Linked DNA regions of Homo sapiens: region 2 is linked to region 1. Evidence: read pairs that join two places in POLR2A ChIA-PET (ENCODE). Cell type or tissue: PC-3. All regions are shown on one strand. Each heading gives the region's core, and the rest is flanking DNA. Links, peaks and the distances in the headings are about the cores only.

Region 1 (15,468 bases), core at 8,163-10,662:
GAGCCAATATGGTGCCGTTGCACTCCAGCCTGGGCAACAATAGTGAAACTCCATCTCAAAAAAAACAAAAAAACAAAAAAACAATTGCATTGAATCTGTGGATTGCTTTGCGAAATATGGTTATTTTCACAATGTTGATTCTTCTTTCAATTCATAAGAATAGGACATATCTCCATCTGTTTGTATCATCTATGATTTCTTTCAGCAGTGTTTTGTAGTTCTCCTTTTAGAGATTTTTTACCTCCTTGATTAAAAGAGATCCTTTCACCTCCTTGGTTAAGTATATTGCTAGGTGTTTGTTTTGTTTGTTTATTGTTTTTTTTTTGCAGCTATTTTACTTTTTTTTTTGAATCAACAAAATCAGAGATTTATTGAAAACGAAAAGTACACTCCACAGGGTGGGAGCGGGTCCTAGCAAGCAGCTCAGGAGCCACTATTATTATTGTTACTTTTTTTATAGAGACAGGGTCTCGGTATGTTGACCAGACTGGTCTCGAACTCTTGCCCTTTCACCTCCTTGGTTAAGTACATTCCTAGTTGTTTTTTTTTTTTTTTGGCAGCTATTTTATTTTATTTTTTTTGCAGCTATTTTATTATTTTTTTTTATAGAGATGGAGTCTTGCTATGTTAACCAGGCTGGTCTTGAACTCCTGGCCTCAAGTGATCCTCCTATCTCAGCCTCCCAAAGTGTGAGGATTACAGGTTTGAGCAACCACATCCTGCCTTTTGCAGCTATTTTTAAAGAGATTGAGTTCTTGATTTGATTTTTAGCTTTGTTGTTGTTGATGCATAGCAGTGATACTGATTTGTGTACATTGATTTTCTTTTTTTTTCTTTTTTCTTTTTTTTTCTTTTTTTTGGAGATGGAGTCTCTCTCTGTTGCCCAGGCTGGAGTGCAGTGGCACGATCTCAGCTCACTGCAACCTCCACCTCCCAGGTTCAAGCAATTCTCCTGCCTCAGCCTCCCGAGTAGCTGGGATCACAGGCATGCACAACCATACCTGGATAATTTTTGTATTTGTTTTTTTTAGTAGAGATGGGGTTTCACCATGTTGGCCAAGCTGGTCTGGAACTCCTGACCTCAGGCAATCCATCTGCCTCAGCCTCCCAAAGTGCTGGGATTACAAGTATGAGCCACTTCACCTGACGTGTACATTGATTTTGTACCCTGAGAGTTTACTGAATTCATTTATCAAATATAGGCATCTTTTGGAGGAGTCTTTAAGATTTTCTAGGTATATGATTGTATCATTGGCAAAAAGATAGTTTGACTTCCTTTTCCAATTCGGATGCCCTTTATTTTTTTTTCTTGCCTGATTGCTCTGTCTAAGAATTCCTATTTACTTATTTACTTTAGTTTTCAGAAAACCATAGGTAAAAAGCTAACTTTCAAATTTCTCTTTTTTTGCAGGCATGCTTCTTTTTTTTTTTTTTTTGAGATGGAGTCTCACTTTGTTGTCCAGGCTGGAGTGCAATGGCATGATCTCAGCTCACCACAACCTCCACTTCCTGGGTTCAGGCGATTCTCCTGCCTCAGCCACCTGGGCTGGGATTACCAGTGCCTGCCACCATGCCTGGCTAATTGTTGTACTTTTAGTAGAGATGGGGTTTCGTCATGTTGGCCAGGTTGGTCTCGAACTCCTGACCTCAGGTGATCCGCCCCCTTTGGCCTCCCAAAGTGCTGGGATTACAGGTGAGCCACCGCACCCTGCCACAGGCATGCTTCTTTTGCAGACCAATATAGAAAACATAGAATACGGCCACGTGTTGTGGCTCACGCCTGTAATCCTAACACTTTGGAAGCAGAGGCAGGTGGATCACCTGAGGTCAGGAGTTTGAGACCAGCCTGGCCAATGTGGTGAAACCCCATCTCTACTAAAAATACAAAAGTTAGCCGGGCGTGGTGGTGCATGCCTGTAGTCCCAGCTACTTGGGAGGCTGAGGCAGGAGAATCACTTGAACCCCGGAGGCAGAGGTTGCAGTGAGCAAAGATTGCACTGCTGCACTCCAGCCTGGGTGACTGAGTGAGACACTCAAAGAAAAAAAAAAGAAAGAAAGAAAGAAAAAGGCAATACAGAATAAATGATTTAATATATGTGAGATGCTTAAAACTTAAAACAATGCTAGACACATAGTACGTTCTCAATTAAGGATAGCTGATTTTTGAAAAGTGATAAAATATAAATATTAGCTGAGCAGAGTTGAAATTGACCCTCACTTAATCTATAGTTATCTCAGAACAGGTAAGGATCCATTGCAAAGTGTTCTAGGGACCTAGAACTTCATTCAAAGCGTTAGAAATGTTTACCTGGCAGGTCATGGAATTGGGAGACTGGTAGTTCTATGTTCAAATCACTAGGATTAGTAAACTTTTGAATGCTTTCGTTGTCAAGTTGGACTTTGTTCTGACATTCCTGGGTAGTCTAAGTTCCTTAGAACCAACCACAGCTGATTATTTTTCTTTTTTCCATTATTTTTTATGTTGTATTTTATTTTGAGACAAGGTCTTATTCTGTGGCCCAGGCTGGAGTGCAGTGATGCCATCTTGGCTCACTGCAACCTCCGCCTCCTGGGTTCAGGCGATTCTCTTGCCTCAGGCTCCAGAGTAGCTGGGATTACAGGTTCACGCCACCATGCCTGGCTAATTTTTGTATTTTTAGTAGAGATAGAATTTTGCCATGTTGGTCAGGCTGGTGTCGAACTCCTGGCCTCAAGTGAGCCACCTGCCTCGGCCTCCCAAAGTGCTGGAATGACAGGCATAAGCGACCACTCCCATCCTGTTTTATTTTTTAGAGGCAGGGTCTTGCTCTGTTGTCCATACTGAAGTGTGATGACACAATCATAGCTCACTGCAGCCTCAAACTCCTGGGTTCAAGCCATCCTCCTGCCTCAGCCTCCAGAGTTGCCGGGATTACAGGCACACACCACCACACCCAGTTCCAATAGCAGGCTATTATTATGTGCGCCCAGAAGGAAAGAACAATGGAGAAAAGCGTGAACTTTAGAAGGTCACTGTGCTTGGTTCCACCACCTCCTAGATTTTGACCTTGAGAATCTGTGTGACTTGATTTCCTTCATTGCATCATGGTACTGATACTACTAATTACCTGGGGGTAAAACTGTCGGGCAGATTAAAAAGAGCTAATACATCCAAAGTGCTTAGAACGGGAAACACCCAAGATATTCTAGATAATTGATAAATGCTAGCCCTCTTGTTATGGCTATGCTAAGTACGCCTGTGGTGACCAAGTCTTCCTGGTTAACCTGGGACTTTTTTTGTTGTTGTTTAGATGGAGTTTCACTCTTGTTTCCCAGACTGGAGTGCAAAGGCATGATTTCGGCTCACTGCAACCTCCGCCTCCCAGGTTCAAGTGATTCTCCTGCCTCAGCCTCCTGAGTAGCTGGGATTACAGGCACCCGCCACCACGCCTGGCTAATTTTTTGTTTTTTTAATAGAGATGGGGTTTCACCATGTTGGCCAAGCTTGTCTGGAAATCCTGACCTCAGACGATCCACCCACCTCCACCTCCCAAAGTGCTGGGATTACAGGCGTGAGCCCCCATGCCCAGCTAAAATTTGAGTTTTATTATTATTATTATTATTATTATTGAGAGAGGGTCTAGCTTTTTTGTCCAGGCTGGAGTGCAGTGGTGCAATCTCAGCTCACGGCAACCTCCACCTCCTGGGTTCAAGCGATCCTCCTGCCTCAGCCTCCCAAGTAGCTAGGATTACAGGCATGTGCCACGATGCCCAGCTAATTTTTGTACTTTTTGTAGAGAGGAGCCTTCACCATGTTGACCAGGCTGGGCTCCAACTCCTGACCTCAAGGGATCCACTCGCTTCAGCCTCCCAAACTGGTGGGATTACAGGCGTGAGCCACTGCACCCAACCAATTTTTCTACTACTATTAGTTTATTTATTTATTGAAACAGAGTCTCATTCTGTTGCCCAGGCTGGAGTGCAATGGCACAATCTTGGCTCACTGCAACCTCTACCTCCTGGGATGAAATGATTCTCGTGTCTCAGCCTCCCAAGTAGCTGGGATTACAGGTGTGCACCACCACACCCAGCTAATGTTTTTGTATTTTTAGTAGAGATGGGATTTTGCCATGTTGCCCAGGCTGGTTTCGAACTCCTGAACTCAAGTGATCTGCCTGCCTCATCCTCCCAAAGTGCTGGGATTACAGGCGTGAGCCACCCCATCCAACAAGACCAAAACCCTGTTTCTTTTCTTTTCTTTTTTTTTTTGGAGATGGAGTTTCGCTCTTTGTTGCCCAGGCTGGAGTGCGATGGCGTGATCTCGGCTCACCTCAACCTCTGCCTCCTGGGTTCAAGATTCCCCTGCCTCAGCCTCCCAAGTAGCTGGGATTACAGGCATGTGCCACCACACCTGGCTAATTTTGTATTTTTAGTGGAGATGGGGTTTCTCCATGTAGGTATGTAGGTCAGGCTGGTCTCAAACTCCCGACCTCAGGTGATCCGCCCGCCTCAACCTCCCAAAATGCTGGGATTACAAGCGTGAGCCACCGTGCCTGGCCAACACTTTTAATATTAAACAAATAAATGGAAGCTATGTATTCATTTAAGAAAGATAAATAAAAACAAGTAAGATAATTATTTACCTAATTTTGGGGGAATCAGTGATGAAGGCAGTCACAGTGGCCATGGGTTAAATTAAGGAATAAATGTTTGCAAAGCAAAAATTGTTGAAAGTGCCTCCCCTCACCCAAAGCAAACACTGATGAAAATGGCGGCTCTCTGAGCGCTCTTGTGTCACATCACTTATTGTCATGCATTTGTATAATTATCCTATACTTTACAAACTTTTATTTTACTATAATTTGTATAAATTTCTTCATTCCTTTCCCAATCTGCTTATTCCAGTTCCGGGTTGAAGGTGGCCAGAGCCTCTCCAACAGCTCAGGGCTCAGGTTGGAAACAGCCCTGAAAGGACACCATCCCATCTCAGGGTGGGTGCATACCCACAACCACATCTACACTCACTCAGACTGGGACCATGTAGACAGCCCAATGAACCTAACGTACCCATATTTGGGATGTGAGAGGAAACTGGAGTACCAAAGCAAACCCATACAGACTACGGAGAGAAGGTGCCAACCCCACACAGGAAGTGCCAACCCCACAGAGGAAGTACCAACCCCATACAGGAAGTGGCCCAGGCCAGGAATCCATTTGTTTTCTCATCAAAGTTAGAGCCAAAGGACAAAAGAAGGTGGACGGAAAGGATGTGTTATTTGAGGGCTTGATGTATGTTCTTTCAGTTTGTGGCTTGGGTTTTAATTTTCTTCACAGCGTCCTTTGAAGAGACAAAGTTAAATTTTAATGAAGTTCAGTTTTTCAAGACTTTCTTTTTTTTTTTTTTTTTTGAGACAGAGTCTCATCCCATCACCCACACTGAAGTGCAGTAGTGGGACGGCACATTGCAACCTCCACCTCCTGAGTTCAAGCAATTCTCCTGCCTCAGCCTCCTGAGTAGCTGGGATTATAATATTGGTATATAGAAATACCCTCATATTCTGCAACCTTTTTGTGAATTTCTTAGGATTGTAATCATAACCAATCATATCATATTCAAATAAAGACAGTTTTACTTCTTCCTTTCCAATCTGAATGCTCATTCCTTTTTCTTGCCTTATTACATTGGTTAGGACCACCAATACAATGTTAAATAGAAGTGTACACAGAGCCTCACTCTGTTGCCCAGGCTGGAGTGCATTGGTATGATCATGGCTCACTGCAGCCTCAAACTCCTGGGCTCAGGCAGTCTTCCCATCTCAGCCTCCCAGGTAGCTGGGTTTACAAATGCAAGCCACCACACCCAGTTTAACTTGCTTTTTAAAAAGAGCTAAACTTTTCTGGAACCTGAACAATGGATATGGGGCAAGAGGTAATCCTGCTTAAAATGTAAGTTTTAGGCCGGGTGTGGTGGCTCACGCCTGTAATCCCAGCACTTTGGGAGGCTGAGGCGGGCAGATCATGAGGTCAGGAGATTGAGACCATCCTGGCTAACACGGTGAAACCCCGTCTCTACTAAAAATACAAAAATTAGCTGGGCGTGGTGGTGGGCGCCTGTAGTCCCAGCTACTCAGGAGGCTGAGGCAGGAGAATGGCATGAACCCAGGAGGCGGAGCTTGCAGTGAGCCGAGATCACCCCACTGCACTCCAGCCTGGGCAACAGAGCAAGACTCCATCTCTAAAAAAAAAAAAAAATATATATATATATATAAGTTTTAGGCCATGCCCAGCCAGTGTTTAAATGCATACTGAAGGTTTTGTTTTTCATTTTGTCAACACCTAAGAGGGTTTCTTTATTCTGTTGAGGCTATGTATTAATGGAATATTCCTAAGTGTTTTCAAAGTACATTTTATTCCTAATTGTGAAAAATTTCTTCCAAAGGAGAAACATATATATTAAACCTGTGTTACATGAGAAAATTTAGCCTTTAACTTTTAAAAGGTTTTATATTTTTATTTATTTAGTTGTTTATTTATTTATTTATTTGTATTTTGAGATGGGGTCTTGCACTGTCACCCAGGCTGGAGTGCAGTGGTGCAATCTTGGCTCACTACAACCTCTGCCTCCCAGATTCAAGTGATTCTCCTGCCTCGGCCTCCCAAGTAGCTGGGACAACAGGTGCAAGCCACCATACCCAGTTAATTTTTTGTATTTTTATTAGAGATGGGGTTTCTCCATGTTGGCAAGGCTGGTCTCAAACTCCTGACCTCAGGTCATCTGCCCACCTTGGCCGCCCAAAGTGCTGGGATTACAGGCGTGAGCCACTGCACCAGCTTTATATTTTTTAAAACTAGATGATTAAAAAATTCAGAGTACCAAAAGGTATATAGTGAAAAATAAGTCTCCTACCTGTAGTATCCAATCTCTATTCTTGCCTAGAGACACCCATTTTTAGTAATTTCTTATGTATCCTTGCAGGCTATTCCATGTATACCATGTATAGATAAGCACATATAATATTTAACGTATTTTTTTTTTTTTTTTTTTTTAGAGAGAGAGACAAGGTCCCACCATGTTGCCCAGGCTGGTCTTGAATTCTTGGGCTCTAGTCCTCTAGCGATCCTCCCTCACTGGCCTCTCAAAGTGCTGGGATTACAGGTGTGAGCCACCCCACCTGGCCCAATATATCCTTTAAAATATAAATTAAATTAGGCTACACATGGTATGGCTCCTCACATTTTTTATTTCATAATATAATATACCTTAGGGTTCCATATTGATATAAATAAAATAATTCATTCTAATGGCTACACAGCATTCCTATCAGGTGGATTACCATGGTTTGCTTCATAATTCTTTATTGATGGACATGATTTGTTTCCCATCTTTTGCTGAAATGAATACATTTTTATTTTTTACTTTTTTTTGAGATGGAGTCTCTCTCTGTTGCCCAGGCTGAAGTGCAGTGGCACGATCTCATCTCACTGCAACCTCTGCCTCCCAGGTTCAAGTGATTCTCCTGCCTCAGTCTCCCGAGTAGCTATGATTATAGGCACGCACCACCACGCCCAGCTAATTTTTGTATTTTTAGTAGAAAAGGGGTTTCACTGTATTGGCCAGGCTGGTCTTGAACTCCTGACCTCAGGTGATCCACCCACTTTGGCCTCCCAAAGTTCTGGGATTACAGGCATGAGCCACCGTGCCCATCCAATGAATACTTTATTATTATTATTATTATTTTGAGACAGTCTCACTCTGTTTCCCAGGCTGGAGTGCAGTGGTGAGATCTCAGCTCACTGCAACCTTCACCTCCTGAGTTTAAGCAATCCTCCTGCCTCGGCGTCCCCAATAGCTGGGGTTACAGGCACGTGCCACCACGCCTGGCTAATTTTTGTATTTTTAGTAGAGATGGGATTTCACCATATTGGTCAGGCTGGTCTCAAACTCCTGACCTCAAGTGATCTGCCTGCCTCGGCCTCCCAAAGTGTTGGAATTACAGGCGTGAGCCATTGCACCTGGTCTGAAATGAATACTTTTATACATATCCCTGTATATATTATTTGTGAGTGGATCTGTAAAAAAAAAAAAGAAAAAAGAAAATCCTAGAAGTACCGTGGGTAGAAGGGATACAACATGCTGTTTGTAATCTTCTGAGACTTGATGTTTTACTCAACATTGTGTTGCTGAGATTCCATTTCATTGGTGCATACTATTCAGTTATGTAAATATACTCTACCCTTGTCCTGTCAATGGGCATTTGAATTATCGTCTCCTTTTTGCTATAATGAACAACACTGGTTTGCACATGATTGTCCATGTCCCTTGGTACACATTAGCCAGAGTTTCTCTTGAATATATGCATAAAAATGGTATAAATATTTGTGAATGTTCAAATTGCCAGATAATACTAAACTATGTTCCAAAATGATTGTGCCAATTTACACTTCTGCCCCACTGGTGTCTGAGTTTCAGTTGGTTATCTTCTCCAGTTGCTTGTCTTTTCATTTTCTTTTTTTTTTTTTTTTGAAACGTGGTTTCACTCTTGTCTCCCAGGCTGAAATGCAATGGTGTGATCTCGGCTCACTACAACCTCCGCCTCCTGGGTTCAAGTGATTCTTCTGCCTCAGCCTCTTGAGTAGCTGAGATTACAGGTGCCTGCCACCATGCCCAGCTAATTTTTTGTATTTTTGGTAAAGACAGGGTTTCACCATGTTGGCTAGGGTGGTCTTGAACTCCTGACCTCAGGTGATCCACCCTCCTCGGCTTCCCAAAGTGCTGAGATTATAGGCATGAGCCACCTTGCCCGGCCTCATTTTCTTTAAATTTTTTTTTAAAATGTTATTTTTAAAATTTAAATTGGCAATACTTCATTCCATAAAATTGAGTAAGTGGTGGCTCTTTTCATTTTCTTTAAGATGCTTTTTAATTATTATGAGTCATGCTTGCCCCTCTAGGTTGATTTCCACCTCCTCTCTGCCCCTGAATGCCTTCCTATATGAAACTCATCAGTGGGCTTTATATTCCCTACTTTCTACTTGAGTTTGGCCAGAAAGAGGAACCCCAGCAGGAAGTTGGAGGGAACAGAATGAGGTCAGGGTTTTTTTCTTCCTAGCTCTTTCCCTGCGAGGTTGCATGAGGTGCTGCATTTCCTGGCCAAAGGAGCCCTGTCTTGGAGGATTCTCCTTCTCTTTCAGGTTCTGTTGACCTCCCTGTCCCTCCTGTTGGTGGAGGGAGCTCCTCTACGGCTAACCCAGGCTTCCTGCATTGTTTTCTTGATAGTTCCCCAACACTCTGTTCCTCCTGTTATAGTTAATCCCTTTGTAAACAAACTCTAGTTGAATCATCTTGGCCTGAGTTTGTCATCTGTTTGCAATTGAAACTTGGCCTGGGCCAGGGGCGGTGGCTCAGGCCTGTAATCCCAGCACTTTGGGAAGTCGAGGTGGGTGGATCACCTGAGGTCAGAAGTTCAAGACCAGCCTGGCCAACATGGTGAAACCCTGTCTCTATTAAAATAAAAAAATTAGCTGGGTGTGGTAGTGGGTGCCTGTAATCCCAGCTACTTGGGAGGCTCAGGCAGGAGAATTGCTTGAACTGGTGAGGCAGAGGTTGCAGTGAGCCAAGATTGTGTCATTGCACTCCAGCCTGGGCAACAGAGCGAGAGTCTGTCTCCAAAAAAAGAAAAGAAGAAGCAGCAGCAGAAACTCTGCCTGATACAGAAGTTCTTCACATTAAGATTAAGGTGAAATGTTTGAATTTTTATTTGATTAGTATTTGTTTTGTGTGTTCTTCTCTAAAGAAGTTCTTTTCAGCTGGGTGCAGTGGCCTGTAATCCCAGCTACTTAGGAGGCTGAGGCAGGAGAATTGCTTGAACCCGGGAGGCAGAGGTTGCAGTGAGCTGAGATCGCACCACGGCACTCCAGCCTGGGCAACAGAGTGAGACTCTGTCTCAAAATAAATAAATAAATTAGCCAGGCATGATGGTGCGTACCTGTAATCTCAGCTACTTGGGAGGCTGAGGCAGGAGAATCACCTGAACCTGAGAGGCAGAGGTTGTAGAACCTCCCAGGTTCAAGCGATTCTCCTGCTTCAGCTTCCCGTGTAGCTGGGACTACAGGCGCCGGCCACCACACCCAGCTAATTTTTGTATTTTTAGTAGAGACGGGGTTTCTCCATGTTAGTTAGGCTGGTCTCGAACTCCCGACCTCAGGTGATCCTCCCGCCTCAGCCTCCCAAAGTGCTGGGATTACAGGCGTGAGCCACCACAACCCAGCTGACACACACAACATAATTTCTTAAGCCATTCATCCATAAAAAACACTTTATTTGTTTCCATATCTTGGTTATTGTGAATAATGCTGCAATGAAAATGGGAGTGCAGATACCTCTGCAACATACTGGTTTTCTTTCCTTTGGGTATGTACCCCGAGGTGGGATTGCCGGATCATGTGGTAATTCTATTTTTAATTGGAACCTCTGTACCGTTTTCCATAGTGTCTGCACCAACTTACATCCCCACCAATAGTGTACAGTGGTCCCCTTTTCTCCACACCCTATTTAATGCATCAGAAGAGATGGAAACAAATAGGCATCTAGTTTCTAATTTGGTACACTCTCAAACGCACATTCCTTAAATATCAACTTGATGTTTAAAGCATTTAGGAGTGCATCCGACTACAAGAAGGATGAAAAAAAGATACTTTCTTTCTTTCTTTCTTTCTTTTTTTTTTTTTTTTGAGATGGAGTCTCACTCTGTCACCAGGCTGAAGTGCAGTGGCGCGATCTCAGCTCACCGCAACCTCCGCCTCCCGGGTTCAAGCGATTCTCCTGCTTCAGCTTCCAGAGTAGCTGGGACTACAGGCATGCACCACCACACCCAGCTAATTTTTTTGTATTTTTAGTAGAGACAGGGTTTCACCATGTTGGCCAGGATGGTCTTGATCTCTTGACCTCGTGATTCGCCTGCCTCGGCCTCCCAAAGTGCTGGGATTATAGGCGTAAGCCACTGCGCCCAGCCTCTTTCTTTCTTTTTCTTTTTTTTGTTCCTTTTTTTTTTCTTGAGACAGGGTTTCGCTCTTTTTGCCCGGGCTGAAGTGCAATGGTGCGATCTCGGCTCACTGCAATCTCTGCCTCTCTGGTTCAAGCAATTCTCCTGCCTCAGCCTCCCAAATAGCTGGGATTACAGGCGTACGCCACCATGCCTGGCTAATTTTTGTAGTTTTAGTGGAGACAGGGTTCCACCATGTTGGCCAGGCTGGTCTTGAACTCCTGACCTCACGTGATCTGCCCATCTCGGCCCCCCAGAGTGCTGGGATTACAGGCATGAGCCACTGTACCCAGCCAAAAGATCACTTTCATCAGTGCCCCCAAGCAACCAATATAGTCCTCCAATGAACTGGGACCCTCCCTCCAGAAAGGCACTCAAACCCTCAGCTCTCATGTTCTCGAAGCCTATGAGCTGCTAGCTGTCTCTCTCTCTTTTTTTTTTTTTTTTTTTTTTTTTTTTGAGACAGAGTCTCATTCCATCACCCAGGCTGGAGTGCAGTAGCATGATCTCGGCTCAATGCAAACTTCACCTCCCGGATTCAAGCGATTCTCCTGCCTCAGCCTCCTGACCTCAAGTGATATGCCCATCTTGACTTCGCAAAGTGCTGGTATTACAGGCGTGAGCCACTGAGCCGGGCCCTCTTTTTTTGCGGGGGAACAGGATCTTGCTCTGTCACCCAGGCTCTGTCACTGCAGCCTCGACCTCTTGAGCTCAAGCAATCCTCCCACCTCAGCCTCCCAGGTAGCTGGGATCACAGGCATGTGACACCAAGGCCGGCTAATTTTTGTATTTGTTGTAGAGATGGGGTTTTGCCATATTGCCCAGGCTAGTTTTGAACTCCTGAGCTCATGTGATCCTGCTGTGTTGGCCTTCCAAAGTGCTGGGATTACAGGCGTGAGGAGCTGCTATTTCACTTGCTGTTCCCTTGCCTGAGTCATCTTCCCACAGATGTTCACACGATTAACTTCTTCACCTCCTTCAAGTCTTTGCCCAAATGCTACTGTCTTAATATGGCATGGCTGGATCACTCTATATAAAGGGGGACCCTCTCGCATTCTAGATTCTCCTTACCCTGCTTGGCTTTTTATTCTTTCACAAACTATTCATTTTCTACTATGGATTCTAATTCATGCATCAGACCCATGCTTATTGTAGAAATGATACAAAGACAGGAATCTCTGTCTGCTTTGTTCATTGATGTATCCCAGCATCTAGAGCAGCAACTATTGGTGCTCAGTAGATATTCATGAGACGATTAAAGGAAGGCATCTCAGGGACTATCATGGAGACAAGAGCAGATCCCTCAGCTCCTCCATGGTTTATCAAACATTTTTTCCAACCCATATAATCCAGTCCTCAAGAGGAATTCTGGTAAATAGATTTCGCCAATATCCTTACATTTATGGTAATATTTTAGAGCTCATTGTAAAGTGTTGTTCTGGATCTTGTCTGTCTGGCCCACTTTTGGTCTGTCTCTGCATCTCATAAGGGTGCTGGTCTCCTTGAACATTTCTGAAATACTCTAAAATTCACGGCCTATCACACCCTGCATCCATCTTCGCAATAGCGATGACTTTGTTCAGAAATGGATTGCTTCCTCCTCCTCACTTCGGAGGCTGAGGTGGGAAAATCACTTGAGCCCAGGAGTTCGAGACCAGCCTTGGCAACATAGTGAGACCCTGTCTTAATCAAGTGTTTCTTCTTTCATATTTACCCACACTGGCACACCAAGAAACATGAATCGAGACAGTCCATATGTTAACTATAGTGTTATCTGATGGCAAAATTATTCCCATTTGAGTACAGGACTTTATTTTTTTATTTTTTATTTTATTTTATTATATTTTTTGAGACAGAGTCTCGCTCCGTCACCCAGGCTGGAGTGCAGTGGTGTGATCTTGGCTCACTGCAACCTCCAAATCCTGGGTTCAAGTGATTCTAGTGCCTCAGCCTCCCAAGTAGCTGGGATTACAGGTGCACACCACCACACCTGGCTAATTTTTGTATTTTTAGTAGAGACGGGGTTTTACCTGTTGGCCAGGCTGGTCTCAAACTCCTGACCTCAGGTGATCTGCCCACCTCAGCCTCCCAAAGTGTTAGGATTACAAGCGTGAGCCACCGCGCCCAGCCGAGTATAGGACTTTAAACAAGAAAAAGTCTCTTGCAATTGAAGGGAGCAGAATGAGTTTCCAAAACTTTTCTTTTTTTTTTTTTTTTTTTGAGACAGGGTCTCGCTCTGTCACCCAGGCTGGGGTGTAGTGGCATGATCATAGCTCACTGCAGACTGGACCTTCTGGGTGCAAGTGATCCTCCCACCTCAGCCTCTCAAATAGCTGAGACCACAAACACATGCCACCATGCCCAAGCTATGTTGCCCGGGCTGGTCTCGAACTCCTGGGCTCAAGCTATTCTCCTGCTTTGGCCTCCCAAAGTGCTGGGATTAGAGGCTTGAGCCACCATGCCCAGCCTGTTCTCCAAACTTTCATAATTTATTTCTGTCATAAATTGAACTATTATACTTAAATCAGGCAAGAGTTTTCACATAATGAAAACTAATTTTACAATACTGAATGATGAATGTTTTCACTGTTAAAAGCAAAATTGTGTCACTGCACTCCAGGCTGGGTGACAGAGCAAGACCTTGTCTTAAAAAAAAAAAAAGAAAAAAAAAGAAAGAAGCAGCAGCAGCAAAATTGTTTCCTTAGAATTTTTTTTGAAACTTCACTTGCTTTGTTAGTTGACCTTCTCTTATCCCTTGTTCCTTTTGTCTGTCATTGTTTATTATTATTTTCATTGTTATTATTTTTTTGTCTGTCATTATTTTAGTTGTTTATGATGTTATGTTTTTTGAAACATACAAAAGCATATATGTGATACTTCAGTGAAATAAACACCCATGAGCCCATCTCCTGGCCCAAAAACAAAAAAGAAAATTTTTTTTTTTTTTTTAGACAGAGTCTTGCTTTGTCACTGATGCTAGAGTGAGGTGGCATGATTTTGGCTCACTGCAACCTCCACCTCCCGGGTTCAAGTGATTCTCCTGCCTCAGCCTCCCAAGTAGCTGGGACTACAGGCATGCACCACCACATTCGGCTAATTTTTGTATTTTTAGTGGAGACGGGCTTCGCCATGTTGGCCAGGCTGGTCTCTAACTCCTGACCTCAGGTGATCTACCCGCCTCAGTCTTCCAAAGTGCTGGGACTACATGCGTGAGCCACAATGCCCAGCTAAAAAAAATTGTTGTGATAAATTATGCGCCACACCTAGATCATCTATTTCCCTGCCTTCCCATTCCTAAAAGTATCCATTGCCCTAAATTTTGTGCTTATTATTCCCTTGCTTTACTCACACACACACACACACGATTGATGATGATAGATAGATAGATAGATAGATAGATAGATAGATAGATAGATAGATGATAGATAGATGTAGACAAATAATATATTGTGTAGTTGTTTATTTTTGAACTCTATAGAAATCATATTTTAAGTGGTTTTCTAGGTTTTCCTTTTTCACTGAATATTATGTGTTCAAGATTCTTCCAAGTAATTGCACTTAGTTATAGTTTATTCATTTTCACATTTCTATATTCTATTATGTGAACATACCACAATTCACTCATTCTCTTGTCACTATGTATGTGAGTATATATCTATCAGACCTATATATGTTTATCTATCTATACTTACATATCTATAGAAAGATATATAGTTTGTAGTTCTTTCCCCTTATAAACATGGCTGCTAAAACCATCTTCTTTCCACATATGTCCTGATGCTTGTATACAAGAATTTCTCTTATATATATGCCTGAAAAGGATTTGTGAACTAAGCTTTGCTAATGACTATTTTCTTAAATGGTTGTCCCAATTTAGACTCCTACCAGCAGTGAATTCTCACTGATGACAACTGGAACCAGAAACTTATAGCCAGTTATAAGCACGTAGCTGAAACTTGGGATCCCATTAATGTGCCTGTTTCCTAAACTTCTTTGAGTTTACAGGACTCCCCAACCCTTCTTCTCTACTCCCAGTTAACCAGCTAACTTCTGTAAGAACAGGATGCCTCTTCCCTGTAAAAAGGACATTATTGCCCTGCTAATTAATTTTGTTAAAACAGGGAGAATTGCCACTTACAAACTGCTAGAAAAAAAAAAATTCCTTACCAAAAGGACCTAAATTTAAAGCAGAATCAATTGCAAGTCTGTCTTCTTAGTAAACTAGAAAGTGAAAATAAGCATTACAAACCCACTAAGAGATGAAGGGAGGAGTCATTTTCCTCTTCCCTTTCCCAGGCTGGTAAATGGCTTAGGTTTAGAAACTTCTGAGGCCAAAAGTGATGAAGCAGAGGCATATGTGTTCTTCAGGCTTAGGATAAAAATGTATAAAGAATTTGGTAGACCAGCCTGGGCAACATGGTGAAACCCCATCTCTACAAAAAATACA
Region 2 (15,468 bases), core at 4,506-7,005, 150 kb after region 1:
CAATATCTATGTCTGTCTCCAAGGGTTATAAGTCTTGGGTTTGTGGGACTTTACAATTTCTCTCCCTGGCCAGGCGTGGTGGCTCATGCCTATAATCCCAGCACTTTGGGAGGCTGAGGTGGGAGGATCACCTGAGGTCGGGAGTTTGAGACCAGCCTGACCAACATGGAAAAACCCCATCTCTACTAAAAATACAAAATTAGCAGGGCATGGTGGCGCATGCCTGTAATCCCAGCTACTCAGGAGGCTGAGGCAGGAGAATCACTTGAACCTGGGAGAACGGAGGTTGTGGTGAGCCAAGATCGCGCCATTGCACTCCAACCTGGGCAACAAGAGTGAAACTCCGTCTCAAAAAAAAAAAAAAGAAGATTTCTCTCTCTTATCAGGGGTGCTTTTTGGTGGATAGGGTCTTCCTCAGTCTGCGCTTTCCTGAGATGACCACATAAAGAACTCTCCATGACCACATATGGATGTGGTGGGTGATTGATTGAGTGTCACTGTGTTTATTGCGGTGGAATTTTATTTTTATGACCCCACCTGGCGTCAGGACTCTTCTTCCTCTATTTTTAAAAAGTCACCCAATGTGAGGTCCAGCAACAGTTTGGAGCAAGGCCTTTAAGAAATTTATCCTATAACCCTATAGCCACATAAATAAGTGATACAAGATCAGGTACAATGGCTCATGCCTGTAATCCCAGCATTTTGGGAGGCCAAGGCCAGAGAATTGCTTAAGCCCAGGGGTTTGAGACCAGCCCAAGCAACATGGTGAAACAGCATGAAAAAATACAAAAATTATCTGGATGTGGTGGTGTACACCTGTAGTCCCAGCTACTTGGGAGGCTGAAGCAGGAGATTCACTTGAGCCCAGGAGGCTGCAATGAGCCATGATCATGCCACTGCACTCCTGCCTGGGTGGCAGAGTGAGACTCTGTCTCAAAATAATAATAACAATAATAACTGATTCAAGATCCCCAAAAAAGACACAGTAAAGGAGGAAACTGTTAACAATTCAAATTGCTTTTGCAATAATTTCTTTTTGACCTATGCTAAAATTTTAAGCTCCTTCAATCTGAGTAAATCTTCCCCTGCAAAACACACCCCATTTGATTCTTTAAAACATGGTAAGAGTAGTGAGGAAGGCAAGTCCTCAGATCTTAGCAATTTTCCCCCAGCCCCATGTTAACAATGAGAAGCTATTTGTTGCTATGTAATAAGGACCATATTTTAATCCTCTTCCTGTGTGAAATGACATCCTGAGATGAAACTTGCATAATTAGAAGGACAAAAGAATGAATTGACTAGGGGAGGAAAAAAAACCCTGTAGATTCAGGGAAATTCCAAAGGTTGAATAATGAGTCATTGAATATTTACATGATCAAGGTACAATTAGACTTCATCTATTCAGAACATTAGAGTACAGTACAGTCTTTGGCAACATTCGACCATAGTAAATAAATATGGATTAAATTGATTGAATCATTCTGAATAGCTGGATTCTCTGCACAGCTAAAGGTTAATTTTGTTATATAACCTCAGAGCCTTATTTTTTCCACCAGTTTGAATAGAAACATTCTTAAAATGTAATATATTACTCCTTGCTTTAAAAAATAAAGTACAGTGGATATAATTTGTCTTAAATTATAGATATCAGTTATTAGTAGCATGTGACACCCTGAGGGCCCAAATTATTTGCTCTTTTGAAAAATGGACTCATATTGATTTGTATTTTGAATTTCTTTCCAATTTTTCTTAGCTTTCCTACTTTATCCCTCCTAGAAGTGTGCTGTCTTCTTTAGTACTCTTGTCAGTCAGCATATGAAACTGTTCCCCTCACTCCCCTTTGTCCTTTATTATAGACGCCATTCCAGGTAATTAATCTGGCTGAGTAGAGTTTAGCACCACCTAAGGCACAACATTTAAGAAGGCACTGACTTTCTGGGTCACCAAAATGCAGGTTCAGCCCCTTAAGTGACCTCCTTAAATTTTGCTCCTCAGGCACCCTGCTTACCTTTCCCAAGTCCCAGGCCCTGGGTTTACTGAGGAGCTAGGGCCTTCTTCCATGAGGAAAACACAGAAACTCTTAGTGCCTGGAACGTAGGAGCTTGAGATAAATGCAGAGGCCCTTCAGAGGCCCTTTTATTTGGGTGGTCAGAAGCTGTTAGGTAAGTTGCTAGATAGCTGAATTCTGCATAGGGTAGGTGTTACTAGACACTATTGCCCTTTTGTCTCTATTATGGTGCACTTAGGAAAATGAGTTATTGCTTCAAAATCAATGTAAGGTTTTTATTTTGACTGATTCATTCATTTTATCAAAGCTGCAGATGTATATGATATATATGACCTGAGTTTGTTTTAAAAATAACATGCACAAAATCTTTTTCCAAAGAGATTTGCAATAAATTCAAAACCAGTGGTTCAAACCTTTTGGTCTCAGATCCCTTTGCACCCTTAACAATTATTGAATAAACTAAAGATCATTTGTTTATGTGCATAACTAGTGTATTATACACACTAACTTTAATTTGGAATACAGTAAATATTGTATTAGTGTGTCATATATTTACTGAATTAAAAATTAAAATTGGTTGGGCATGGTGGCTCATGCCTATAAACTCAGCACTCAGGGAAGCAGAGGCAGGTGGATCACCTGAGGTCAGGAGTTTGAGACCAGCCTGGCCAACATGGTGAAACCTTGTCTCTACTAAAAATACAAAAAATTAGCTGAGCGTGGTGGTGGACCCGTGTAATTCCAGCTACTCAGGAGGCTGAGGCAGGAGAATCTCTTGAACCTGGGAGGCAGAGGTTGTACTGAGCCGAGATCATGCCATTGCCCTCCAGCCTGGGCAACAAGAGCAAAACTGTGTCTCAAAATAAATAAATAAAAGTAAAATTGATAACGTTTAAAATACAAGAATACAGCCAAGTGTGGTGACTTATGCCTGTAATCCAAGCACTTTGGAAGGCTGAGGCGGGCAGATCACTTGAGCCCAGGAGTTCGAGACCAGCCTGAGAAACATGGCGAAACTTCGTCTCTACTAAAAATACAAAAATTAGTCAGGCATGGTACATGCCTGTAGACCCAGCTACTCAGGAGGCTGAGCTGGGAAGATCATCTGAGCCTGGGGAGATCGAGGCTGCAGTAAGCCGAGATCACGCCACTGCACTCCAGCCTGGGTGACAGAATGAGACCTTTCTTCTCAAAAAAGAAACACACACACACACACACACACACACACACACAAGAATGCACAAACAATTCTATTAGCTGTCAGAACATTGATATCATTACACATTATGTATCCTCTGGAAAACTTCACTGTCTATTTGTTAGAGAATATGAGTGAAAAAGGCAAATAATGTCTTAGCATTACTATTAGGAAAATCATTTTGACCTGGTAAACTCCCTACCTAGGCAGCTCCTGAAGATCCCAGACTGTACTTTGAGAACCACTAATATAAATCAATTTAGTATTTTTTTTTTTTTTTGGTATAGAGACAGGGTCTCACTACATTGCCCGGCCTGGTCTTGAACTCCTGAGCTCAAGCAAGCCACCCACCCCAGTCTCCTAAAGTGATGGGATTACAGGCTTGAGCCACCATGCCCAGCCTACTTCTTTTAAAAGTATGTAATTCTGTTAAATCCCAAAGTATAAAATATCCAGACCCATAATGCCTATAATGAATAGAGTGGGGAACAAAATAAGCAAGTAACTGTGAAAATGTTGAATTAAACATTGATTTTTGTCCAAATTCTTCATCTCTGCTACATAAGCAATTTGGCCAATAAAATACACTGTCATTTATATTTGCTGATTTTGGGGGGGTACACTGTTTTTTGTTTCTTTGTTTTGTTTTGTTTGAGTCTGTCACTCAGGCTGGAGTGCAGTGGTGCAATCTTGACTCACTGCAACCTTCGCCTACCCAGCTCAAGCAATCTTCCCACCTCAGCCTCCAAAGTAGCTGGGACCACAGGCACACATCACCATGCCCGACTAATTTCTTGTATTTTTGGTAGAGATGTGGTTTTGCCATGTTGCACAGGCTACTCGTGAACTCCTGAGCTCAAGCGATTCGATCTGCCCCCCAAAGTGCTGAGATCATAGGCGAGAGCCACTGCGCCCGGCCATGGGGTACACTTATGATTAACAGAATCAAACATCTCTAAGCATTATGAATGTCCCCATGAAAGCAATATTTTATGCTATGGGAGCTTCCATTGTGCTCGTGTCTGGGCATATGAGGTCCAGGTTGGAGTATGCATATTGTGTCAGACCCCACCATCAAGAGGGGAGACACCTGATAGTGTTTATTACATATTTAATCTAAAAAGAAAGATAATTTGCTATACCACCAAAAATGACAGTACAAGAGTTGGCCAGGTAGACCCTTCCTTATTCATCATGATGTTTACTAAACACAAAGCCTTCACATGTTCTATTTCAAAGCTAGAATTTTACTTTGAGAATAAGAAACGATAATCAGGAATAGCATACAATTTTCTCTTATGCCTCAAATTTCTAAAGAATATTTTTATTTTTAAAAAATTTTCCCCTAGAAAGTGACAGAAAGCCACAAAAACAGAACTAGAATCATAACATTTAATGATAACTGTTATTGTGTCTTCTTCTGTCTTTTTTATGCCTATATAATATATTCATATGATATAATTTTGCTCTCCATGCTATAAAAAAGCTAAATTAAATGGTATATAAGGGCCCATAAGATAGTTAAGTAGGTCAAATAATGTAATATTTGAGACAGCCCACGGGAAGAAGAGAACTGGGTGTTTTGTTGTGTTTTGTTTTGTTTTATGTGTATAGACGCAGACATATAAAAAGAGACAGGTTAATTAATTTTAAGACGTAAGATTTCTTTTTTTCCCCTTTAAGTTACTGGCCATGAAACCCTTGATCATTGAAAATAGAAATGGACTCCATTGGAGAGGGCCAAGCCATTTATGGAGTTACTGGGTCCCTAGTGTTTCTGCAGCAGCACAAAGGCCACATATGGGGCTGTCTATTTCATAGCTGCCACCAGTGCCCGTCAATTAGAATGCCTTGGCACAGGCTGTGCAGGCATGCCATTGGTGGCATACCTGTGCTTTTTACAGTAGGTGACCATAGGAAAAATCCACCATAAATAGATCTACCCCTTTGAAAGCATTTCAGTGCTGCAGAGGGAGAGAAAGTCTGTATATGTTCATTAGAAAGGATCAAAGAACAGCCGCCCTTGCCCAGGAAAGAGGGGGCTAGCTTTAGTTGTTGGTTCACAAACTAGTTCATTTTTAGGTTGTCCCTTAAAATATCCCCTTGGGCTTATTTTTTTCAAAAAGTATCCTTGTTTTTCCTTTTTATTCAAAAAGTTTTAAAATATGCTTCTTTAGTCCTGTTAGCATGTTTTCTAAAAAAGATATTGTGTGAGAGGACAAAGAAAGGAGAACAAAAAACCAACTGTATTTACCTAGCAAGAATGTTCCACAGAACTTTGCCCTTTGGCTTTTGAATAAGCAGAAGTACAGCAGGACCTCACCTCAATAAATATCGGTTTGCTTGTTTATGATTTAGAGAGCTTGCCAAAGGTGGGTGCCTCCCGACCATTGCAACACAGCTAACCTTGTTGACAACAGTTGGTGTGATTGACTGAGTGTTATTTGCTAAGAAACTGGTGGGACAGGTTCCTCGACACAAGTTGCTTTGCCGTTTTGGGGAGCCCCGATTTTAAAAGCGGGGGATTCCTTAGAAAGGTGAGGGGTGTAATATTCCTGAGAGTCAAAACTCTAGCCCTAATTGCTCTCCTGCCCTTGTTAAGAAATGGAAGACATGTGTTGACAGTAAGAAGAAATGTAAATGATGGAGCTGGGTGAATGCCCCTGGAGCCTTGGCCAGCGGGAGGGGAACCAATGAAAGACATAGTGTTCCTTGTGGGTAACACAGATGAAGAAAGCTGCCCACGGAATGCCAGGGGACGGTTATGGATTTCTTGGCAGCAAGGAGAAGCGGCTTTTGTGCAGGGAGGAACAGCCTGCCAGTCAACTATATTTATGGAGCACCTGCTGTGTGGAATCTGAAAAGGAGAAGGAGAAGGGCCTTGTCCTCAAGAAGCTTGTGATCAAAGGGAGAAGAAAAGTCCCCATCTACTGTAAACCCTTTAGGGTTCCCACTCACATTTGAAAAGGGAGTGGAACGGGTGATATTTAGGGGGTGTGCTGAGCCTTGTTACTCAAAGTGTGGGTTGTGGACCAGCAGCATCACCTGGGAGCCTTGTAAAAATGCAGAATCTTTTTAGTTTTAAAATTAAAAAAAAATTTTTTTCTGGAGATGGGGTCTTGCTCTGTCACCCCAGCTGGAGTATAGTGGTGCAATCTTGACTCACTGCAGCCTCCACCTCCTGGGCTTAAGTGATCCTCCCACCTCAGCCTCCCAAGTCGCTGGGACTTGGGAAGCACCAGCTAATGTAAAATGTTTTTTTATGAAGACAGGATTTCATTACGTTGCCCAGGTAGGTCTCAAACACCTGGGCTCAAGCGATCCTCCCACCTTGACCTCCCGAGCCACCATGCAGCCTTGAAATTCAGAATCATGAACCCTACTGCTGCAGACTCCAAGAGTCAGAATCTGCAGTTTGATCAGATCCCTAAGTGATTAATACGCATACTGCAGTTTGAGAAGTTCTAGAGGATTTCTGGAAGTAGTGAGTCTTGAATGTTTTAAGAGTGCAGAGTGAGTTGGTTCAATGACTCAATTGATACTAAAAGGCAATTCATTTACCTGTGAATTTCTTAAACACAAGTATCTTATCATATTGTAACCACTTTTATAACCTCTTTGACCTTGTTAAATTCATAATGGGAGTTCAATGAATTTAGGTTGCAAGGATGCTCCTGCCTATGGTCCCTATTCAGTGAGGTACAGTGGAAATTGCTGTTAATGAATGAATGTTACAGAGGCAGCCAATGAATTTTAGGAACATGTAAATTATTTTTAGAGAAGCGGGCAAAGCTAGCCATGACAGGACCTGTCAGAGACAAACATATGAATTAGAGCGAGAGAGATGCATGAGCAGTTCCTTCAAGGTAAATGGGGACACCTTGGGGGCTCTGAGACTTACCTGCAACACTTCATTTTCCATTTAAGTCATGTGCTGCTTGGCCTTTACCACTCCTTGGTTTCCCAGTTTCCAGGTTTAAGACAACTGGAATTCTCTGTTTCAAATGCTCTGAAAAGGACTAAGGTCCTATTTTCTCTGATCATTTCTGTCTCACCATGATTGATTAATTGAATCGTTGATTGATCTACTTATCTGCAGTGTAAAAACTATAATGCATAAAAATTGCATCGAGCTCAACTACTATTCCCACTTTACAGTAGGGGTATGAGGGACTCACCTCTTCTGTCCAGTCCCCAGATGCTTCCTCAGTCCCCATCCCAAATGCAAACACGTTTTAACACATGCAGCTCACAGACCTAGAAATAAGGCATATCCTTAGCAGGCAGCATGTGGAGGAAGACATAAGTGTCTTTTCGTAGGTGTGTCCGAGTAAAAATGATGATCATAATGATAAAAGCCATGAAAAGTTAAAGTCTATGTGACACTTGCCATGTTCTCTACCCCTGTTAATGCATTCATTCCTGCCAATAACCCCTGAGTTAGGCTGTGCTATTATTTCTCTCATACTTGAGGAAATCGATGTGCACCCCACTCCTACAAATAGGGAGGGCAACATCCATATGAGGTTATGTGGTCTTGAGAATAAGACCAAGCAATTCAGTGGGGAAAATGGTGTAATTGCGCTGAGAAGTCCACCAGTCCTCCTCTGCCTTGTCCAACATAGGTAGCAGGGAAAGGAAGTGCAGGCCCGGGCTGCAGAGCCCAGGCTCTGAGTCAAGCAAGCCTGGATCACAGCCTGGTTCCACACTCCCTAGGCTGTGGGATCTCAAAGAGTCTCAGTTCCCACTTGCAAAATGGAGATAATCATAGTACTGATTTCACAGAGTTGTAAGGATTATAAGGATTAATATGCACTAGGTCCTACATGCAGTGGGTTCTAATAAGGGGTTGCAATGTATTTACTCCTTCACTGGCTATAAAGTAAAGAGGTTTCTGTAATTTTGAGAAGAAAAAGTTCTGGATCTGCCTATTTACAGGCCGGTATACATTTTCCTATTTCTACTCCCTGCAACCATCCCACAACGGTCCTAGCAGTCCTAATATCCTATAATGTTTCTGCCATTCTCTCTGATAGAGTTGGCTATTCATGACCAATATTTTGTGGATTCAGTGGAAGTTGAATTAAGCCCTTTAAATTATCATTTTGATTTTTGGTCTGTTACATAGCCCATGGGGGCTACAGACAAAATGGAAATGGAGAATGTACATTTAGGGAACATTTACAGATTTAGTGCCCAAGATGATTCTCTTTTACGTATTTGATTAGAATTCACCATTGGCCTTAGTTGGATTTTAAGCAACTACAGTTACCCTTAAAAAATGGGAATTGGTCACATAGATGCTAAACAAGTATGATCAATTTAATAGATGTCCAACCACCAAAAGAAGCCCTCCTTAATTCTTTTGTATCAATTCTCTATGCATTTAATGTGTTTTCAGCAATAAAATGAGATACCAGGGAGATAAGAAAGGAAGGAAAGATCCCTGGCTTTGTTTAGATGGGGAGAAACAGAAACATAAATATACAGAGACTATTAGAAAATAATTAAGTCATAGTGAAAAGAGAATGTGTTATGATGTAGTCCAGAATGCAAAAGAATAAGGAAGAAGAACAGAATAGAATAATCAGCTCTGGCCGGGCACAGTGGCTCACGCCTGTAATCCCAGCATTTTGGGAGGCTGAGGCAGGTGGATCACAAGGTCAAGAGATCGAGACCATCCTGGCCAACATGGTGAAACCCTGTCTCTACTAAAAATACAAAAATTAGCTGGACATGGTGGCATGCACCTATAGTCCCAGCTACTCGGGAGGCTGAGGCAGGAGAATTGCTTGAACCCAGGAGGTGGACGTTGCAGTGAGCCAAGGTCACGCCACTGCACTCCAGCCTGGCGACAGAGCGAGACTCCATCTCAAAAAAAAAAGAAAAAAAAAAAAGAATAATCAGCTCTGAGAGCCTTGAGAAAAATATTGGCAATAAGGATAAAGATTGCCAAATGATAGTAATGGTAACAGTTCAATTATAGAGCTCTTTCTACATAGCAGGAACTACCCTATGCATCTTACATAGAATTGGCACCCTAAGAGGTTATTTATCTTGTTATTCTTATTTCACAGATGAAGAGCCCAAGGCTGTTAGAGATTAAGGAATTGCCCATGATTGCACAATGAATAAGGCAGAGTCAGGATTCAGACCTAAGTCTGACTCCATCACATGTTCAGAAAAAGCAGGAGGTCTGCTGGGAAGAACAGTGGCAGAAAGGTCAGAAGGGGAACAGAAATGGCTCTAGAACAGAGAGGCCACTGAGACGTAGTAAGAGAAGGGAGAGAAAGAAGTGCCCATGAACAACGGCTTTGAATGCGAACCTGGGGAGTGTAGACCTAACCAAATAATAATAGAAATACTTTCAAGTAGAATAATGGGATGAAACACAGTTGTAGGATAAATAACTTCTGCAGCTGTGGAGAAAGGAGACTGGAGGGATGAGAAACTTGTCTGTAGACAGAGCCAGGAAGAAGTCCTTGGGCATGGCATGGCAATGGCCCAGTCTGAAAGATAGCGTGTCAAAGAAATTGGCATCTCGCTCTCAGTATTCTGATATCCGTGTGCTGCAACAACTTATTCAAAGCCAAGAGGACAATATTAGATTTCCATTTCTGCACTCAGATCTCTGAAAATAAAATGCTTTGACTGACAGTTTCATGTTTTGGTTGACGATAACCCTAGTGATTCTTTCCATGATGTAGTGAAGAAACAAAAACATTTCTGACAATGCCATCCAAGGGACATTTGTGTTTTCACTGTATCTGCAAATTACATCACATCCTGCCACGTTTTCTTCTGTCCATCTATAAGTTTATGTTTTTTGTCTTTTGGTTATATATATCCTTCTCCCTCACTAGTAAATAGTAATAAACTTATTTATGGCCATCTGAATAAAAGTTTTTAAAAAACAATAAATTGGAGTTTATACTAGCCCCAAAATCAGTGATGGAAAAAGACATGATTGCATCCTGGCAGGCCTGCATTACTGTTTTCTTGATTTCTGTTACGGTGCAATCCATTCATTTTTCTATGCTCATTCCAGCCTTCCTAGACTAGAACGGGGCATTTGGCCTACACATAGTGGTGACTGTTCAGCCAAACTGCTTGTTATGGGGCATCGTCCGCCCTGCTTAACAAGAGTCACTTGTGGAAAAAAATGTGGAAAATCCCATATGCTGACAAAGGCTCCCAGGATTCCACAATGTGCCTATAATACAAAAACTTTGTTATCTTTATATTTTATTTAGTAATCAAGTAGAAGATAATTTTAGAAGCGATCACCTTCATTAACTGCCTCTTCTTGTCCTGGAGATGAAGCAGGTGGTTCATGAGTGAGTGATACTCACATGTCACTAATTCCCAATTCTGGGCATCCACAGGGATTTGGCACGGGAAATGCTATGCTCTTTGTTCATGTGGATGCCTTTACCTACTTGGAAATAGTATGTTCTTTAACAGAAGTTTCTTTGTCAGACTTCATAGCCAGACTGCTCTGTAATAACCAGACATCGAAAGCCAGGTAAACCAAAACCAAACCTCAAAACCAGAGCCTGGAAAATTTTGGATAGGTGTAGGTGGGAATCTACTCCAAGCACGTATGCTTCCAGAAACAACTCTGAGAGGGCTTAATTCTGTTTCCCAGTGAATTGCACCGTCCTTGTAAAACAACAACAACAAAGCACTGCAAAGCCAGAGGACTTTCATGTCATCTGCTTTCAGAAAGTGTCTCTCATGCAGGCAGAACAATGTTGGCGATGCAGTGGTGCTCTTGCTTTCTGGGAAAAAGGGGTCTCATTTCTGCACCGACCTTACCTTAGACTCTACGGGATATGCTCACCATATGCTTGCTACCCATTGTGTTTCACTTCATCCTAACAGCAGTCCTGCCCATATAAGATGCGGCCATTTCTCTAGAGGCAGGAAAACAGGCTCAGCACAAGTAAATGCCCGGCCTGCCTCTGGAGGGGATAACTAAGTGGCAAGGACACTCGGATCCCCATTCTACCTTTATCTTTCCATCACTACACCATGCCACCTCCTGGAAATCTATATACCACACATAAATGGCAGCATGTATGTCTTGGGCCTCTTGATGCAGTAGGGTGTGTGTGTGTGTGTGAGAGAGAGAGAGAGAGAGAGAAGAGAGAATGTGTTTCCCTCCTCCATCCCTCTTGTGAGTACACACAGGTGAGATGGCTGCCTGCAGCAGAAGCTGCCTGGGGCTGTAGAAAGCAGTTCTTCTCTGTGATAAATGAGCCTGACATTTCCATGACTCTTTCCATTTCTAGAAAATGAAGTGCCAGCCCCAGCCCCACCCCCGGAAGGTGAGTAAAAACACTCACTCACACACGTTTGGGCTGCAAATACAGAGGGTCCATCCCAGCATGATTTGGCCTCCACGGGTGCTGTGAGCTGTGAGCTTTAACCTAACTCCTACTGAGAAGTTGGATGGTGACCATTGTGATAAGTTGAGAATAATAAAAATAATACACTGTGTTTATATAATCCTCTTGTGTTAATCTAATTTGGATGGCACTTCATATATATTAGGGGGACAATTCTTATGAAACCTTTCAAATTATGTAAAAGTTATTATGTCCGCATTTTACAGTGTGGAGGCTGAGCCTCCATCCAAGGGGCTGAAGAATTTGTGAGGCTTTTTCCTATATAGTGAAGGTCAAACAAACCCACATCTTCTTTATGAGAGTGGGGAGTGGATCCATCTCTACCCTGGAAGATCAGCTGTCCCTTCTCAACTTGACATATGTCACTATTGAGCACCTCCAGAAACTCCCTAGCAGCTATCCAGAAAGGTTTGGTGACCTCTGAGGTTCAACGTGAGGACCAACTTCTTGAGTTCTTAGCACCATATTGTCCACCAGCTGGCAACAGGAAATGAGTACAGAGATCCAGTGAGACCCTTGGCAGGTAGGGCAGTCCCCTATGACACACAATATATGAAGCTTGTTTTTATGTCCACATACACCTAAAGAAGAAAAGAAAATTAAAAGATTAAAAGATTGAAAGCTCAATGTGGCTTAAACTCCCAACATGGCTCTTCAGAGTCATTTATCAGCCAAATAGCCCCAAGATGGAAGCAACCAAAATCATGTGCATTTTCCCATAAAGACTCCAAAGTGGCCTTCCTCATCCCTCTTCCTCCTTGAAAAGGATGAGAAACTGGCATCCCACTCAATAATTATTCACTAGGTATTTACCCTGTGCACAACTCTGACCTAACCCTTCAGAGGGATTCAGACATACCTATCATGTACGTATTGATAGCTAGGTGCAAGCATATTGTACCAGATGTAGTGGGGAACTCTACATAGAAAACATCTCCCTGTATTCAGTTTGTTTGCAGCCAAGTAGAAAATAGAATACAGCCTGGGAAACAATTAAATAAAATGCAGCCAAAACATTAAAACATTAGGCAATATTATAAGAACCCCCCGCCCCCCCCCCGCCCCCCCACACCAAGCAGTATGTGATTACTTGTGAGTTGCTTAAACTGGCAATGTGTTATGAAGCCAGCAGGTGACTGTAGACCTGGTCCAGCTTAGGTGAAAGCAGGAGTTTGGAGAAGGTCTCAGTTTCTAATCATCTTTTCACACAAAAACTTATGAGGCAATTATAAAGCTCTTCCTCTTCCTCCCTGGAGATCGTTTTTCTTTTTTCTTTGTTTTCTTTTTTCTTTTCTTTCTCTTTCTTGAGACAGGGTCTTGCTCTGTTATCCAAGCTGGAGCGCAGTGGCACCATCACAGCTCACCGCAGCCTCAAACTCTTGGGCGCAAGCAGAGATTGTTTTTCAGGAGGGCAGTTTGAGAAATCTAGCTGCTCACAAGAGGCCCTTTGTCCAGCTAAGAATACTAGATTCACACACTCAAACCCTAAACAGTATAGAGAAGTATTACTATGTGTCGAAATGAACGAAAACTGGCTCAGTGCCATATGAGTTCAAACGGGAAAGCTCAGATTTATTTTCTTTAGATCTTGATCTTGAAACTAGTGTAGATGTGTGACATTCTTCTTAGGATCTTCCTGTTCCTTGGTATGTTTTCTCCTTGCCCATAACAAATGTACTTTGACCAACATTGAGTACACTGAGAACCTACTGGCCATTATAAACAAACCTTTCCCTTCTGTTTTTCAGATCAGTTACTGCCACTGAGCCACTATCGTTTCCTTTGTATGTCATATTTCATATTCATTGCACAATATTGACTTCCTGTTGCTCAAATGTCTCCTCCCAAATTCTGCTAAAATTGTCCTTCTTAGTTAACTGAGATTTGAATCTCCATTCATCAGTCCGAAAAAAGAGAATGCATTCTTGAAACAATTCTTTTCTTACTGATTCCATAAGTCAGATACCATTTGCAGGTCTAAACTAATATGATCCCAAACACAGAGAAATGCAAACTAGATGGTCTCAACTGGTAGAATCTGATGTTACTGCTCTTGTTTTGCATTTATTGCCACTAAACCCAATCCAGAAGATTCACATGGACACTGAAACATTTTCTTTGAAGCAACATACACTGCACACAATTACATATTTTGTACTTTACTAGAAAATCTAGAAGTCCAAACTCTTGGAATCATTACATGGGGCAAACTGACTTTTCTTTAAAAAGTCAGTCCCTTGCTGAGGTCTAAAATAAAGTGGCTCACATTTGTTTTGCCTAATTCTACTCCAGCATGTTATATAACATGATCCAAGTATAGTTGAGTGCATTTTAACAAAATCTGTATTGAGTGTTCTTATGTGTACTTTTCCAAAAATGATCAGATTAATTGCTTTTCACTAAAAGTTTAGTGTGGCTCTAAGTTATAATTTCTAAATTCATAATTCATGTACAGCACGAGTATTCAGTATCATTTATGACCTGTTCTGCTGTCATTTATTTCTTCCCTCCCCCTCTCCACCCCGTTGCTCATCACACAATAAAATGCTTTAAGGCACTTTAAAAAATATGCTTGTACTTTCTACACAGAACCAAGTAAAGAGAAGGAGGCCGGAACTACACCAGCAAAAGGTGAGTTGGAGGGAGGGAGAGTGAGGCTGAAGTCAACAAAATTAGAAGCAGAAAGAAGTCAGTAATGATTGTCATGGTGGCTCCATAGAATTTCTCTGCATTATCTTTCGTTCTGCCTTTGCATCTTATCTGCAAGTCCCAATCAGTATAATGACAAATGGTGCATTGCTAAGTTTCCATTACATGTATTTCTAAAAGAAAAACAACAATGATAAAAATATCACAAGCACTTGTTGAGATGCCAGCAAATTAATTGGTAGTTTCCAAGTTTCGACATGCATGCTAAGAAAGAGAGGTGTTTGGTCTTCTTAGGATTATATCAATTGGGAAAATTATCTGAATTACCCGGTTTTTTTTTAAATTAAATGTTTTCATGTTATTGTGTGAACTGTTCCAGGGTTCACTAATAATTTTGAAGGCTAGCATCTCACTTTGTAACACTGACTATGTATTCATGTAGATTTATATAATGATTTCTACAGATACACAATATAACATTAAGAAGACATGTTGCCCCTTCTTGAACTGGAAACTATTCCTGTAATATTATCCTATTTTTACTTTATATGGAGATAGTCTCATTTTAGAAAATAATCTTAATCATATACTTCTGTTACTCCATGAAATGCTAATTCCTTTGTCTCACCATGGAAGAAATGATTATCATTACTGACCATCTGTCTTAAGCTAAGGAGCATTAGTCTTTCATAGAGGGAAGTTTCATGAAGGTGGATTAGACAGCTTTGCTGTATATGTTTGTATTGTCATTTTAAAAGTGAACCTTTTATTTGCATAATGAATAAAAAAGTTTAAATTTTGGAATAACTATTTCCTGACTGCAACAAGAAGTTTCTCTTTTTCCTGGACACTGCTCAAAACCATGTTAAGTATCTCTTTGTTCTTGATGTGTCATATTTCATTATCTAATTTCTATGATATTCTTGTGTCCTATACATTAGTAAAATACTTTTTTCTTTCTTTCAGTAGATTGGATTACTTTCCTTCAGCTAACTTGAACTTATGCTCTCATAATGAACGCATAACGTTAGTATACTCACTTTGTCCTTGACCTTCAGTGGCTCCCATGGAGAGTAACATGAATACTAATCCTGGCCACGTGGGCGCAGTTTGAAGGTTATTTGCTTATGGAATGCAGACAGTGCAAACTCCTAGAACTCCTTCCATGGGATGGTTTCAAGGAGGTTTGGGCATCCTGGCTG

What was found. Peaks named below come from ENCODE experiments on the same cell type or tissue, not always from the same donor. Only the 100,000 strongest peaks of a DNase experiment are listed, where the experiment ranks them.
Region 2: POLR2A ChIA-PET joins it to region 1 with 10 read pairs; 2 of 35 experiments call an interaction of 5 or more read pairs at or near these places.

What each region holds. Positions count from the first base shown.
Region 1 is chr12:101,450,764-101,466,231 of GRCh38, forward strand. No RefSeq gene overlaps it. Among named protein-coding and RNA genes, the nearest start is that of SPIC, 17 kb to the right of the region's middle. In PC-3, for the core only: no CTCF peak of the experiment used is centred there; a DNase peak (open chromatin) is centred at 9,278; H3K27ac peaks cover 477 bases.
Region 2 is chr12:101,602,996-101,618,463 of GRCh38, forward strand. MYBPC1 (myosin binding protein C1) reads left to right here. Exons shown (of 32, transcript NM_002465.4): 2 at 11,501-11,536; 3 at 14,207-14,248. It overlaps LOC105369938 (a long non-coding RNA gene), which reads right to left and starts at 12,789. Exons shown (of 5, transcript XR_001749279.2): 1 at 12,708-12,789; 2 at 11,559-12,198; 3 at 7,385-7,463. In PC-3, for the core only: no CTCF peak of the experiment used is centred there; a DNase peak (open chromatin) is centred at 5,586; H3K4me3 peaks cover 807 bases; H3K27me3 peaks cover 1,094 bases.